Regions from separate parts of the Homo sapiens genome. Here region 1 is linked to region 2. Evidence: chromatin contacts called from ENCODE Hi-C or POLR2A ChIA-PET data. All regions are on one chromosome and are shown on one strand. The core of a region is the stretch at or near the end of the contact, and the rest is flanking DNA. Distances in the headings are between cores, read along the strand shown. Region 1 has its middle 12 kb from the start of MAP3K7CL. Region 2 overlaps MAP3K7CL (MAP3K7 C-terminal like).

Region 1 (7,605 bases), core at 1,531-4,030, 38 kb before region 2:
TCTCAGAGACTGTAGGGTGTAGACCAGGCCCTGGATTAATGGGAATGTCTACATTCCATCCCCTTGAGCTCAAATATTCTAGTCAAAGTGAGTCACCCAAGGTTACTTTCGATAGAAGGTGGGTGTGGAAAGACTTGGACAAGAAAATCTAGGAGCCACAGGAGGCCAGATGCTTCTCTCTACAGGAGACTTGACCTTTGACACAGAGCCCTGAGGAAATCTTGACTGTTTTCTTTAGTATTTGATCCTCAGCTGATGCAAACCATTTATTTATGTTTGCCCATTGGACAGCAGGGGGTTTGGGCTGTTTTCACGTCTATATAAGGCAGTGCAGAGTGCTTCCTTTGATGTGTCCCGCCTCTGCTGTGGCCTCATCATGCCGGGCTAACTTGGTCTTCCCCATGTAGGGCTCTAGATCCCACTCCTAAAAACTCTAATTTGAGGATCAGAGTCTGAAATAGCCCAAAAGGTATCCTGTTTAGCTTGTCATTTAAATAGCTAAGCCCCTGCTACGACCATTTAAAACCATCTCACCTTTCATTTAGCTAAGCAGTTCTTTTTTCAGATTTGGCTTGTTTGTGTTTTTCTCTATTCACTGCAATTCTGCATCTATAAAAAGCATTGATGGAAGGAGGAAAGAGTGAAATCAACATTCTTTTTAGTAGAGGGCCTTAGTTGGAATTGCAGAAATATCAGGGAACTTAGCTATAAAGGCCTCCAGAGTTATCCCTGAGTGCAGGGGGCCAGAGTGGTCACAGTCATGGCCTGGATGTGAAACTTGACTTCAAAAATGACTAGCTTTTTGACCGTAGGCAGGTTATTTGACCTCCCTTTACCTCCATTTCCCCATCTGTAAAACTGGGGTGATAATAGTTCTTGCCTCATAGGTAGGACTGGTTCCATAGCTTCCAGACTCTTGTTCAAATCTCAATGAAATGAAAATGCTGGGCCCCTTGTTCACCTTTCAAGACGGCAGCAGCATAGCATCAAACCAAGTGTGGGACCCCTCTGAGCATGGGCCCTGTGACACTTGCCAGGAAGCTGGCCCTGCTCGCAGGATCACTGTGAGAACTAAATTAATTATTCTATTTAAAGCCCTTAATGTACTACCTGACACATATGCAGTCTATGTAAACATTAATTGAATCTAAAAAATGACAGAGGAGTAATCTGGGAACCAGAGAAATTGTTACTAGCTCAGAGTAACGCAGTGAATTGGTGGTAAAGCGAGCCTTGGATTCGATCTGTTCCGTGGCTTTCTGCATAGTTTACTTATGTATACTCTAGTGGTTTCTTCCGTGAAGCTCTTTCATTGAATCAGCATTTTTGAATGCTTTTCTATATCCCATGTGCAACAGTAAACAGTGGCGACGGGTAGTTCATGAGTTTTGTTTTTATTCGTTATTTCTATTTCCAGTGCTATAGCAGGCTACAATAAATCTTCAGCTATACTAACTCTGTCACTGAACAAGCCATGAGATTCTTACCTTGTTAAGTCACATGAATTTAGAAGAGTCAAGTAAATGACATCTGGGATCTTGGTAGCAACACGTGAAGAAAACTTATAAGTACAAATATTTAAAAAATATAAATGTAAATATAAATGATGGATGAGTTTTCTCGAGTAAAATCAGAGGATGATTTAGATGATCTGAAAGAAGCCTTCTAGCTCTAACATTAGTAACAGAATCACATGGGCCTCAATTCTTTCCTACTGCCCATGTAGCCACAAATGGAAAGATCTCGTTGAAATGACTATTTTTTTTGTTCCTAATGTGTCCTTAAAGAAAATTATTAAAAATATCTCAGGTCAATGACAGATAAAATTTTCCTAAAGTCTTCCTTTAAGAAACCCAAAGAGAGTACAAACTTCTGTCTGTATTCTGATTCATCTTCATTTAGTTTTTCTTGATAAACAGGGAATGTCATTCTTGTTCATTCTGAATTTCAGAATCTAAATTTGGAAAAAGAATACTAAAAGCATGCTAATTAGGCTCTTCAAAGAGTTCTTTAAAAATTTGAATATATAAATAATTTTATCATTCAGGGTGTGAATCAGCTATAGTTAGTCCAAAAAGCTTTTTAAAGCAATATACTTTTTCATGTTCAGGAATGATTTCCTGATATATAAATAACTTCCATTGCCATGGTACTTAGGCCATAAAGGGCCCTGCAGAACACACTTGTCTAATTTGAATTGTTTAGATTAATTTGGCAACTGGTGAAATATCACTTTGATTCTAATTATTGTCATGCTCACCTTGAGTAAGGCTTTTTGTGGTTTAATAATGCATACTCTTATTTCAAACACAAAAGCATCTGTGAAATCTGTCTTAACTATCAATATATTTCTTCTATTTGACATAATTTAATTTAATTTAATATAATTAATATACATTATAAGATCCTTAAATCTCAAAAGAAGATAATCTCCTGTCCTTCACTAGAATTTTTCTGTTCCAGGAAAATGTCATTTTCTATTTGTGGACTCTTCTAGGAAATCTTCATTCCCATTTAGCTGGAGCGGTGATGGAAAGCTATTCCTTCTCTGATGGACTTAACAATGCTATTTCTGTATCTCATTTGTGAGGCTGGGCAGCCATTCATTTGTGGTTAATACTGTAATTCTTAAAATGTATTTTTAAGAAGTGGATAGAAATATCTGATGCTCCATTTTAGTTTGAATGCTATCACTGCTGAAGCACACACAAAACTGTCAGCAAAATGCTGTTTGTATTGGACAACTCCTGTGAATTGAAAGTAGCTAAGCTAAAAAAAGGAAAATTGACAGGTGCCTTATTAGGCCCCAGTGATTAGTCATTTTTGTGTCTGCACAAGTAATTGACACTCACTTCTAAACAAGGATTGTGCATTTGCATGCTTTCAGGAAGAAGTCCTGCTGGGTGATTCTAATCTACTATTTTAGGATGTGATGGCTTAATTTGAAAAATGTTTTTATGAACAAAACATGATCTCTTTCTTGTCACTTTTTTGAATGTCCTCAGGTTTCACAGTGTGATCAGGGACTGAATGGATTTTATTCGGGTACCAAATATCCGATGACTAAATGGGTTTGGCAGTAAAATTGAGGGTTGTGTTGGTAACTACCTTCCACAGGAAGAAGAGATTATCTTTATTCTGTTCTTTTCTTGACGACTGCTGTAAAATGTATTTTTGGTTTGTTACAAACCAGTTGAATCTTTACAGAATTAAAACCAGAGAAGAAATTCTGTGGATAATTATTTTTTTATTCAGGGACTGGCTCCACCTACTACAATTTAGAATTGTAAGAAACTTTAGAGAGTATTAATTTAATTTTTTTAAATTAAAAAAATTTTTTTTGAGACGGACTCTTGCACTGTTGCCCAGGCTGGAGTACAGTGGCATGATCTCAGATCACTGCAACCTCCACCTCCTGGTTCAAGTGATTCTCCTGCCTCAGCCTCCTGAGTAGCTGGGATTACAGGTGCGTGCAACCACACCTGGCTAATTTTTGTATTTTCAGTAGAGACAGCGTTTCACCATGTGGAGCAGGCTGGTCTTGAACTCCTGACCTCAGGTGATTTGCCTGCCTCGGCCTCCCAAAGTGTCTTAACTTTTCTCCATGTGTGTCCCTGACTTTTATGGGTACCTTCCCTATTAGGCACTTGCATCCCAGGTTCAATTTAGTTCCAGAAATATTTACTGAGGCCCTGCTAAGGGCAAGGCACTGATCATGTGTCTTTGGTTGAATTGGGGGTGACAGTGGGATGGTAAATGGAAGCAGCACAATGTGGTACTCAGTGCATTAGCAGGAGAATGAACAAAGGGTTTTGGGAGGACAGGGGTTGAAATGACTACACAGACAAGGTGACAGGAGTGAGGGCCTTGATCTGTGAAGGCACAAAGTTGGCAATGAGGCCATAGTATCTGAAAACACTGAGAGAAGTTCGGTGTGACCCCACTGTAGGGAAGGTGGGAGCATGAGATGAGTATGGAGGAAAGGAGGACAAATTATGAAGGGCTTTGGATGCCAAACTAAAGACGTGATTCTTTAGGCAAGAGTGAGCCAACAAATGGATCTTTAAACATTTTAATTTTTCTTTAAGTTGTGCATGCGCATATGTTAAGGAGTCAAATAGTTCTGCAAGATTTATTACAAAAATCCCAAGAGGGCTCAGCCCTCCTACTTCCCATATTCCCCATTCCAGAGGTAAACACTGTCTAGATGATGGTGCTGGTCTTTACTTCCCACTTTTATGAGATGTGTTTGCATGACTATTTCTTGCTTTTACCAGTCTCGGCCATTATCTATTGGCTTCTCCCCATGGAGGATGAGGATTTGGCTCTCTCCCTGCATCCCCACACCATCCCACACACAAATACCCTTTCTCTGCCACCTCCTTTCCACAGTGTAATTTTTGTTAGATCAACATTCAGTACTGACAATATTAGGCTCGTGTAAATGTATTCACAGCTGAGGCAAATAGTCAACGATGGTTATTTTTACTTTACAGTAGAGTTTCAGCCCTGTCCCTGGAGGGCAGGCTAAATTTTTGTTTGTTTGTTTGCTTGCCTTTTTATTCCATGTACTCATCACTAATTCAACCCTAAAGGTCTTTGCCCTTCTGCCAATTGCCTAAATGTCTTTTCAATATGGCATCAATCAAGCAGTCTAACCATTTCCTATTCCTAATGGAGCCATTCTTGTGGCTTTCAGACCTGCTTCTGTGAGGTCTGGCACACAGGGTCACTCTGTGATTCCCTTTTATTGTCGTCCTGAAGGGCCATTTTACCCTGTGTGCTGTTGCGCCTTTGTGTTTCCTGTGTTCCAGGCTTTCTCTTTCCTGGTTTACACCAGCAGCTTTTTGAAAAACGTGCATGGGATATAAGAATTTTGTTGAAGACCTTAATCCTAAAACTTTTTTTTTTTTTTTTTGAGATGGAGTTTCACTCTTGTTGCCCAGGCTGGAGTACAGTGACATGATCTCGGCTCACTGCAACCTCCACCTCCCGGGTTCAAGGGATTCTCCTGCCTCAGCCTTTTAAGTAGCTGGGATCACAGGCACCTGCCACCATCCCTGGCTAATTTGTTTGTATTTTTAATAGAGATGGGGTTTCACCATGTTGGCCAGGCTGGTCTTGAACTTCTGACCTTAGGTAATCCATCCACCTCGGCCTCCCAGAGTGCTGGGATTACAGGCATGAGCCACCATGCCTGGCCTTTAATCTTAAAACTTGATTGATAGTTTGGTCAGATATGGAACTTTAGGTTGGAAATAATTTTTCCTTTAGAATATTGAACATTAGTTCCATTTCCTACTGGTTTCCAGCATTGTTACGGAGAAATATGAAAACAGTTCTGGTTATTGATTGTTTTTATGAGATCTTATTTTTTTCCTCCTTGGAAGCTTGATCTTTTGTTTCCAGTTTGGGGAATTTTCTTTTTTTTTTTGAGACAGAGTCCTGCAATCTATTGGTATCTTTGTGTCTTTGTATATTTGTGTATTTGTATCTTTGTATATTTGTATCTTTGGCACCAATGAAAAGGTATCTCCTACAAAGGCAATTTGAGCCATATACCATAAACAGGATTTTGGTGTGTCAATGAAGAGATTTAATTTTGGCAAACAAATTAGCTCTTACACTTTATGAGCTCTGGAACTTTGGGCAAATCATTGAAACTTTGTAAGTCTCAGTTAGTTCCTCTATAAAGCAGGAATTTACAGTAGCTGTCTTAAAGGGGCGTTTTGTGCATTAAATTACATCATGGGTATGAAAAGGGCCTAGCTGAGTGTCTGGGACATAGTATTTGCCCCACATAATTCATTTCTCATCACCTTAAAACCAGAATATTTCATGGGATTTCGACATATTCTACTCATGAAGGTATTAACATAGAATGTTTGAGTCTCTTTTCTTTCTTTCTTTTTCTTTCTTTCTTTCTTTCTGTTTCTTTCTTTCCTTTCTCTCCTTCTCTCTTTCTTTTCCTTCCTTCCTTCCTTCTTCCTTCCTTCCTTTTCTTTCATCAATTTGAGGAATAGGCTGGGCATGGTGGCTCATGCCTATAATCCCAGCACTTTGGGAGGCCAAGGTGGGTGGATTGCTTTAGCCCAGGAGTTCGAGACCAGCCTGGGCAACATGGTGAAACCCCACTTCTACAAAAAATACAAAAATTAGCTAGGCATGGTGACATATACCTGTAGTTCCGGCTACTTGGGAGTCTGAGGTGGGAGCATCACTTGAGCCTCGGAGGTTGAGGCATCAGTGAGCTATGATTGTGCCACTGTACTTCAGCCTGGGCAACAGAGTCAGATATATATATATAGTGTATATATGAGAAATAATGCCTTTCTTACCCAACTTCATTCATGAAACCGTATTGCAGGCTTCATCTGTTCAAGTACTCTACCCATTATCTACAGTGAAGGAAATGGCACTCAAGTTTGGGCAATGACTGTCTTACCTGGGAATTCTGAGGGAAAAGGTCTTCCCTTCATGGGTTTGTAAAGCTGGTAGGACATAAATGTAGGCAGCTGGTGGCCAACTCATGGGAAAACTCCATCTGAAAATGAAGCTAAAATAAAGAAAGCTGACCATGAAGTGGAGTAAGTTAGTTCCCTAACGGTATCAGTTGTGCCTTTGGTAAATCAATGTCTAAACAAAAAGGTCCCTGGATTTCCTACTTTTGTGAACCAATAATTACCTGTTGGTATTCAAGCTAATGTTAAGTTAGTTCTTGACTCCTGCAACTGAAAGAATATAGGCTCATTCAGAGCTAAACTTCTTTTTTCTTTTTTCTCATTCACATGGGAGGTTTGGTTGGCATTTGGTCCTTTCTTGCAGTAGGAGGATGTCCAAGTAAAGACATAAACCAGAAAGGTAGTGAGCCAGATCTTTAATGAGCCAAGCAGTTCAGTGTTTGGGATTTTTAGAAATACTTCAATGAGTTTCCTTTATAATTTCAGTAAAGATATGACCTTAACATTGAAGCTTATTTGAGAAATGTCTGAAGGGTACTTAGGCTACATCTCGTAGGCCTTCTGATTTTAAGAGGCTTGTATTCATGGATAAATGTAGCTGTGGTTGGGGAAAAAAGAGAGAGACCAACATTTATGAACACCAGGCACTCAGCACTTTCCTCACAATGTGTTCTTGCTGCATGAAGACCAAGGATGTCACAGGCACTAGTCAAATTTGAGTTGCAAAGCAGGCCACAGAGGGAAAGTCCTGCAAGTACTCAGTCATCAGCATGGGGAGGAGGAACTCAAACCAAGTGTACACTACAGAATGTGTCCCATGTTCATGTTTGTGCACCTGTTTGGTTTCTGGAAAGTGCTCCCTCATGTTAAATTTATGTAGTTAAGTTGTAAAACAGGAAATCTTCCTTGACCCTTTGCAGGATTTGTGAAAGGGGTGGCTTGTTTACTGAGCCCGCAGCACTCAATCCCTTACGGGATGGGGAACATGCAGGTAAGTGGGTGCGGGGGCCAGGATGAGTGCTTCTGGGTGTCAGCGGGAGCAGAACTTTGTGCGGCCCTGTGACAGCATCTGGGGGGGTACCCGTGACCCCTGGAGCCCTGAGGGCATGTATTACACTGCAGTTTTTTAGCTTTGCTGTTCACG
Region 2 (6,841 bases), core at 408-2,907:
GACTTACACATGATCCAAAACTATGCTATAACGTGGTCTTAACTTCATTGGAATGAGAAATATGTTTTATTGTCAGGTATAGGACATGATAACTAATAAGAATGACAATGACCAAGGCATGGGCATTAGCATTGGGTTGGCCTGGATTTGGATCTCAGCTAAATTTGTGATTTCCAGCATGTTATTTACTCTCTTGAAAGCTCACTTTCCTCAACTGCAAAGTGGAGATAATGATATCAATCTCACATTGTTGTGGGAATTAAATACGGTAATGAGTAGATCTAGCACAGTCCTTGACAAAATAATTGCTCAATTAATGTAAATTTCATTCTCTGGTGAAATTATTTATTGAATGAAATACTTAAGAATAAGTAATTTATTTTTATTCATGTAAAATGAAATAAAAGCATCTGCTTGAATTTTTAAGTTAGGGATAGAAGTTCTGATGCCCTCTTCTTTTCATTAAGCCAAGGTGCTTCGAGAACAATATGACTTTTTTTTTTTTTTAACCAAATTGAGCAATAGCTTCAATCCCTCCTTAAAGTCCTCCTATCTAATCTGAGATGACAGTGACAGGTGTCTCTGTGGTACACACTGAACTAACAGAGTCTGATAAGTCCAGAAACTGATGTCACCTCCACAAATAAACAATTTCGTAGCTTCAGTTGTGTACCATAATATCCTGTTATCCAAGCAGCCTCTCCGAAAACTTCTTTTAGATTTTGCATCAATATATTGCTTGACATCTGGGAAATGAAAATGATAGAAAATGAAGAAGTCTAGCCTTCCAGGATTCTGCTACACTGGTCTTTAACATCCATCTGGAAATGTGGTTAGGGTATATTCTCATAGAAAGCACCAGACGTAGCTGACATTTTCTCTCATACACACATTGAAAAGTATTGTATACTGCAATTTTTCTTTGATTGCTGTGTCCACACAGAAAACATATATAGATACTTTGGAGCTTTTCAATAATGCCTTTAATTTTTTGTTTGTTTTGAGAAGCTCAGTTGTCATTTAGGTATGGCTTGTTCAAAAAGTTTGCTACTCTTGTGTTCTTTCTCCTTTTGATATTGTTTATGTCAACAGAAATGACTTAAATATACTTTACTCCAGTGTAACATGATGTATAAGTTCTGTAGTATAATTGATAGTGCTCAACTTGTACTGTAATGTAGATACTATATAAATGTCATTTCTTAAAATATTTAAAGTTCTAAGATAATAGAGTTCTTAAATATCGAAATCAGCATGGACTGTGTTTTTCCTCTCAGTTTTAACAAACGATGCTTGTTAATTTTAAGACATTACAATGTAATGTAAATTTAAATCAGACACCCCCATCTTTCCCAAAAGTAGGTAACCCTGAGAATCAAGGAATAAATACAAAGAGTGCTCAGCGAGTGTAGAATGTTTAGCTTCCTAAATATATCTCCTGTGTGGGAAGCTGGGATAGGAAAATTAAATTCTGACATTTTTGAAGAGGATGGGGCCAGTAGTATTCGCAGAAGCCAAATAGAAAACGGAAACGCCCGAGCCGGCTTTGCTCCTAGCTGAGGGTGGCTTGGCTGGGTCCTTCCCCATGGGGTCTGTTCCAGGGAGTGGAATCCACTTCGGGAGGAGCTTGCTATGAACCGGCAAGCTCAGGCAGAGAGCAGAACAGCACCATAGCACCGTGTGGCTCAAGCCGGCATTCTTGGAACCGGACCCTGCGGTTTCTCTCTTACTTCATCTTGTTAAATCGGTCCTGATAATTGGGGCGGATACCAGAGATAGCAGCAGCTCCTTCACGCTGCACTGCCATGAAATATTAAGCCCTTGCGAGCTCCATCCTCAGGCGGCAGCGGGAGGAGGCGGAGATGGAGGAAAAGTGGGCGAGGAGGAAGTATCTCCTCCTGGGCTGTGACCTCACCCAAGCCCCAGTCTGTGTCTTGGAAACATGTGTTTCAAAGTTGGCTTGAGGCGCTGTTAGGAGAAGGTGTTAATTTCACCTCCTAAGAACTGGCTGCGTTGTATAGTAAACCAGATACGATGGCAGGGAGTGCATCTGAAAAGCTGCTGCTGTGACCGCACAGAATTTGTGCTCTAGTACATTAGCAGTATCTTTATTCTTCAATTTATCAACTCAACTATCTTTGGATTCCTTTTCTTTGGAGTGCAATATTTCATTCTTTAAGCAGGAAGGTGGGATAAGTGTATCCAAAATTGGAGGATGTAGCATCATTGTGGAGAAAATAACAAGGGAATTTTTTTCCTCCTGATGTGAAAAATAATTAACTATCAACATTAAGAGTTTATTTATCGTACATCCATTCCCAGCATGGGCTTATAACTATGAAAATCTCTCTGACAAGAATAGTCAAAATCAAGCAATGAGAACTGAAATAGTGTTTCTTTTATTCCAAGAAGTTAATAGATGTTTTCTCATCTAGTTACCCACAGGTATTCTTTTAAGTTATTTTACAGTTTTTAATTTGAGCATGTGTTACATAAACCCACGTACAGCCAGTTAATTCATGAGTGCCAGTGTTTTACATGTCATGTTACTTAAGCGTACTGACACTCCATTTTTAAACTGGAAACCTGATTCTTGAATTCTAAGAATCGATTTCCTCAGGCAGAAGCTTGTGTTTGATTAATACTGTTGGCCATATATTGTCTCTTATTTTGAGGGATTACCTCTCAAAAGGTAAGGTAAGAGAGGATTACCCTCAGTCAGGACCTGATGATACAACATACATACACACATTATATCACAAAGCAATGAGAGTTATTCCATCCTACATGGAACAACACATCACATTATTCTATAGTGCCACTTTTTGTATTAGGTATAAAACCTGAATATCTTAATACTTGTATTCACCAGAATTCCTGCTGGGACAAGAACCATATATATTTAAGCAAATTCTTTGATCAGTTTCCTGGCTGGGGTAAATGGCCAATGATGTCAACTGCCCTCTAAGAACAGTAGATTCCGTTGACCGGAGAGCACTTTGATTTGCTCAACAATGTTTGGGGTTACCAGTGAATGGCTCGAGATTATAAAGGGGTGAGAAATTTGAAGTTCTCTGGGGAGAAATTTGGGAAAGAGCAAAAGATTGAGTACAAATGGAGTCAGCCTCTCCTAGGTAACCCTGGTAGCACTGCTTAGAAGATGGGCTAGAGACAGCAGAAAGGTTTAATGAAATAATTTTTTTTGCATTGATTTTTTTCTTATTATGGGTAAAAACGCATATGGTAAAATTTACCATCTTAACCATTTCTAAGTGTACAGTTTGGTAGTGTTAAGTATATTCACATTGTTGTGCAACCGATCTCCAGAACTTTTTCATCTTGCAAAATAGAAAGTCTGTACCCATTAAACAACAATTCCTTATTTCCCTCTTCCTATGGCAACAAATGAGAGAATTTTACAATGTTTTGGTGGGTTATGCAATATAACCTTCCTCTTTACTTAAAAAATAGAAATCTATATTGCTCTTTAATGTTTTCATACAAACTTGGAACATTTGAAGTGGTGCTGAGTTTTATGTCAAGTTGAAGGCTTAGTTTTTAGGATCCAGAGGCTGAAGTGACCCCTGGAATCTTTGTACTCCCTGAAAACTGGATACAAAGTATTTTAGGCTTATTCTTTTTTGATTGTCCCTTCTTTATGATGGGAAGTCTTGAAAATATTATTATGTATAGATAGCATGATCATGCTGCTGAAAGCACGTGTGGATATCTTGAAATATGTACTACCTATCATCACATATGCTTAGTGGCATGATCGCTCTACCTATAGATAACAACATCTTGAATTTCCCACAATTAAGAGGTGCCAGTAGTAAAAAAAGAACAAATGACAACATTTCCCACTTAGTAAAAATCATTACAGGTGGTAAGCTGGGGGTGAGGCAGGGAAGGCCTCTCCCTTCTTAAGAAAGTTATTAATGTACTTTTCAGTTTTCCTTTTAAATTACAGCAGCAAAAGACATATCTCCCTTTACACGGCTGCTCTCTATGTTATCTTAAAGTTGTGAATCCTTTATGTAGAGTTCTAGAACTTTTTCGCTGCCACATAGTTAACTGTGCTGAATTCATGGTTCAGGTACCTACACGTACTGAGCTCTTGTTTCAACTGAGTATAGCCTGTGTGGTGTTTGTAAGGACAGGATCTGATGTGTAGAGTCTTAGGGCCTTCCAGGAGGCAAATCCTTTAACAGGGCACAGATGATTCAACAGCTTGGCTATGGTGCCCAGAATAAATTGCTTTCATTCCCCTTACTGTTATACCTGGTAAGTTGCCAGTGTAACAGGTGAAAATTGATGAGTGGGTAGCGATTTCTGGGGCACAGACTGGAGGAGCCAGGAGTTCTGAATTCCTTTGGCAATAGCTTTATCTCATGGGGCGAGTTATACTGTAGTACTACTGTGCGTTATTTTTCAATTGAATCCCGTATAGAAAGGGATGATGGTTCCAACAGTCTGAGTTTATGCTGTGAATGTGTTCATGGGCAGCAGAGAAAGGTGCTACCTAATATGATTATTATGAGATTTTCCATGAACTGGGACATAACAGATGTTCCACGTGAAGGTAAATTTGACCTAAATCTATTTAGAATTTTATTTCCTTTAAACATCTCTACTCAGAGGCCTCATGATACATAGGGAATGTCATCTTATCTATCAATCAGACAGTAAACTTTATTGAATTTCTATTACATCATGGGAGGGATCACAGAAATAAATATGACACCCACAGAAATCTGTGTCCTTGAAGAATATAATGAGAGGAACAAATAGTAAAAAATTCATTAGTTCTCAATTTCCTAATATAAAATTAGTGACAATATGACCTTGTCAGATACATAGTTTATATATAGAGAGAGACCATTGTGAAGAAAGGATAAGATTGAAGAGCCTATTTCACAATAAACTGATATTTCTCAGATTTTATTTACTTTTTTCTATATATAATTGAAAAGGGTGATTTAAAAAAAAACTCTTAACTAGTATTCCTAAAAGTAGTACTTTTTTTTTTTTTTTTTTTTTGCAATGGAGTCTCACTCTGTCACCCAGGCTGGAGTACAGTGGCATGATCTCGGCTCACTGCAACCTCCACCTCCTGGGTTCAAGCGATTCTCCTGCTTCAGTCTCCTAAGTAGCTGGGACTACAGGTGGGCCCCGCCATGCCTGGCAAATTTTTGTATTTTTAGTAGAGATGGGTTTTCATCACGTTGACCAGGCTGGTCTCGAATGCCTGGCCTCAAGTGATCCACCTGGCCTAAAAGTAGTACTTTTAATCACGCATTGCTAAACAAGAAATTAGAAAAATAAACTTGGGGAAAACTCGTTCTTTAAAAATAATTCCTAGAAGTAGGGTTTTCACCATGTTGCGGTCAGAAAGGCTTGCCACGCTGGCCTTTGCTTCTTTCATGGATGGGAGAAAAAGAGAAACATGAATCTTATAGGGATGGTTTTTTTTTAGGGGGAGGGAGATCCGGCCTTTCTTACAGGTTGCTTAATCCTTGCAAGCATTATTTCTGGCTCAGCATCTTTCTTTAGCCCAAATGCATTTCTCAGAAGAGAGCTTTTCTTCTCTACTCTGCAAGATGAGATTATACCTCCTGGCTACAGAAACAGAAAGCAAGGGATAATTGAAACAGACAACTGAACTATTTCCCCACCACTGCTCTTCTCTAAAGCAAAGTCTAAGATTTCCGGGGAGTACGGTAGAATCCTTTGGAGACTTATTTTTACTCCATCACAAGGCAGGTAACTGACATGTAATGGATTTCAGGGCTCTGGCTCAGGCCTGAGATGCCCATGAATGACACTGGGAGATGAATGTGGAGACTATCTGTCCACCTCTCTATTTTCAGTCAAATAGAATCAGCTGAACTCTGTTGAATGTTGACTGACAATGCTGTTCTCACGTTAAAAAAAAAAAAGAAGAAGAAAAAACCTTCGTTTAAAGAACATCAGCGAGCAAAATGGTTGGTAATTTATCCTGATGCAAAGAAATGGACTAATTTCTTCTTGTTGTTTGTGAAGCCCCTGCCGCCTTGTCATGACTCCGAGGAATCCATGGAGGTGTTCAAACAGCACTGCCAAATAGCAGAAGAATACCATGAGGTCAAAAAGGAAATCACCCTGCTTGAGCAAAGGAAGTAAGTACCTACCCCCCTCACTCTACATCTGAGCACTGCCTACTGGGCAAGGACCAGGGGCAATGGGCAGGGGACAGGCTGAGTGTGAGGATGACAGGGAGGCAAGGGGGTTACAGCAATGATTCAAGTGGTGCTATTGGAGATTAAGTGCTTTATGGAGTAGCAAAAGGAATACCAGGAATGCTTCCTACTCAAAACTTAATTTTTTAAATAAGACATTTTAGTTCATGAAATTAAAAATGCCAAAATACCACCCAAAACCACACTATGTTTTCCGTAAATGTGCCCAGAGGCTGCAGAGCACTGTGGCTTGGTGTGAATTTTAATTTCTGCTTAAATGATGGCATTCCCACATCACGTGAAGAAGCCACTGGGATAGCTCTTCAAAATAATGTAAACGTTTTAGTTGACTGACTACATTTTATAGTAGGGTAAGTTTTTATCTTGATAGCTTTTATTACTATTACAGTTCTGCTATAGGGAATTATACAGTTCTATTAATTAAAGCATTCTGATTTTACTCACTCATAACTTTTTGTTTCTGGATCCTTCTTTTTAATTGCACTTGATTCCGCCAGTGCCTACCCCAGTGAATCCCATTCTTTTATACTTGCAAAGCTTCAGAGTAGACACCTTTCCTTCACAGTACTAGCTGGTTGGGATTTCCCATTTATTAACGAGAT

The links. Hi-C counts contacts between places; a loop is a spot of excess contacts on that map. ChIA-PET counts read pairs that join two places held with the same protein, here RNA polymerase II (POLR2A). Pooled maps may share reads with other maps.
Region 1: POLR2A ChIA-PET joins it to region 2 with 12 read pairs in HEK293. The contact joins two enhancer-like sites. A Hi-C loop is called at or near these places in 7 of 168 maps with a recorded cell type or tissue (A673, CD14-positive monocyte, PC-3 and 4 more), 8 of 37 single-sample maps with no recorded cell type and 5 of 50 pooled maps. POLR2A ChIA-PET finds 5 or more read pairs at or near these places in 9 of 52 experiments (A673, AG04450, BJ and 6 more).

What each region holds. Positions count from the first base shown.
Region 1 is chr21:29,114,762-29,122,366 of GRCh38, forward strand. It overlaps a transcript of MAP3K7CL not described here. Among named protein-coding and RNA genes, the nearest start is that of MAP3K7CL, 12 kb to the right of the region's middle. RefSeq lists enhancers at 7,074-7,123, 7,274-7,453. Within about 2 kb of position 2,781, at least 2 of the 41 ENCODE cell types and tissues checked have a DNase peak (open chromatin) inside an H3K27ac peak, as active enhancers do.
Region 2 is chr21:29,153,899-29,160,739 of GRCh38, forward strand. It overlaps MAP3K7CL (MAP3K7 C-terminal like), which reads left to right. Exons shown (of 5, transcript NM_001286620.2): 4 at 6,043-6,158. Among named protein-coding and RNA genes, the nearest start is that of MAP3K7CL, 27 kb to the left of the region's middle. Within about 2 kb of position 1,658, at least 15 of the 41 ENCODE cell types and tissues checked have a DNase peak (open chromatin) inside an H3K27ac peak, as active enhancers do.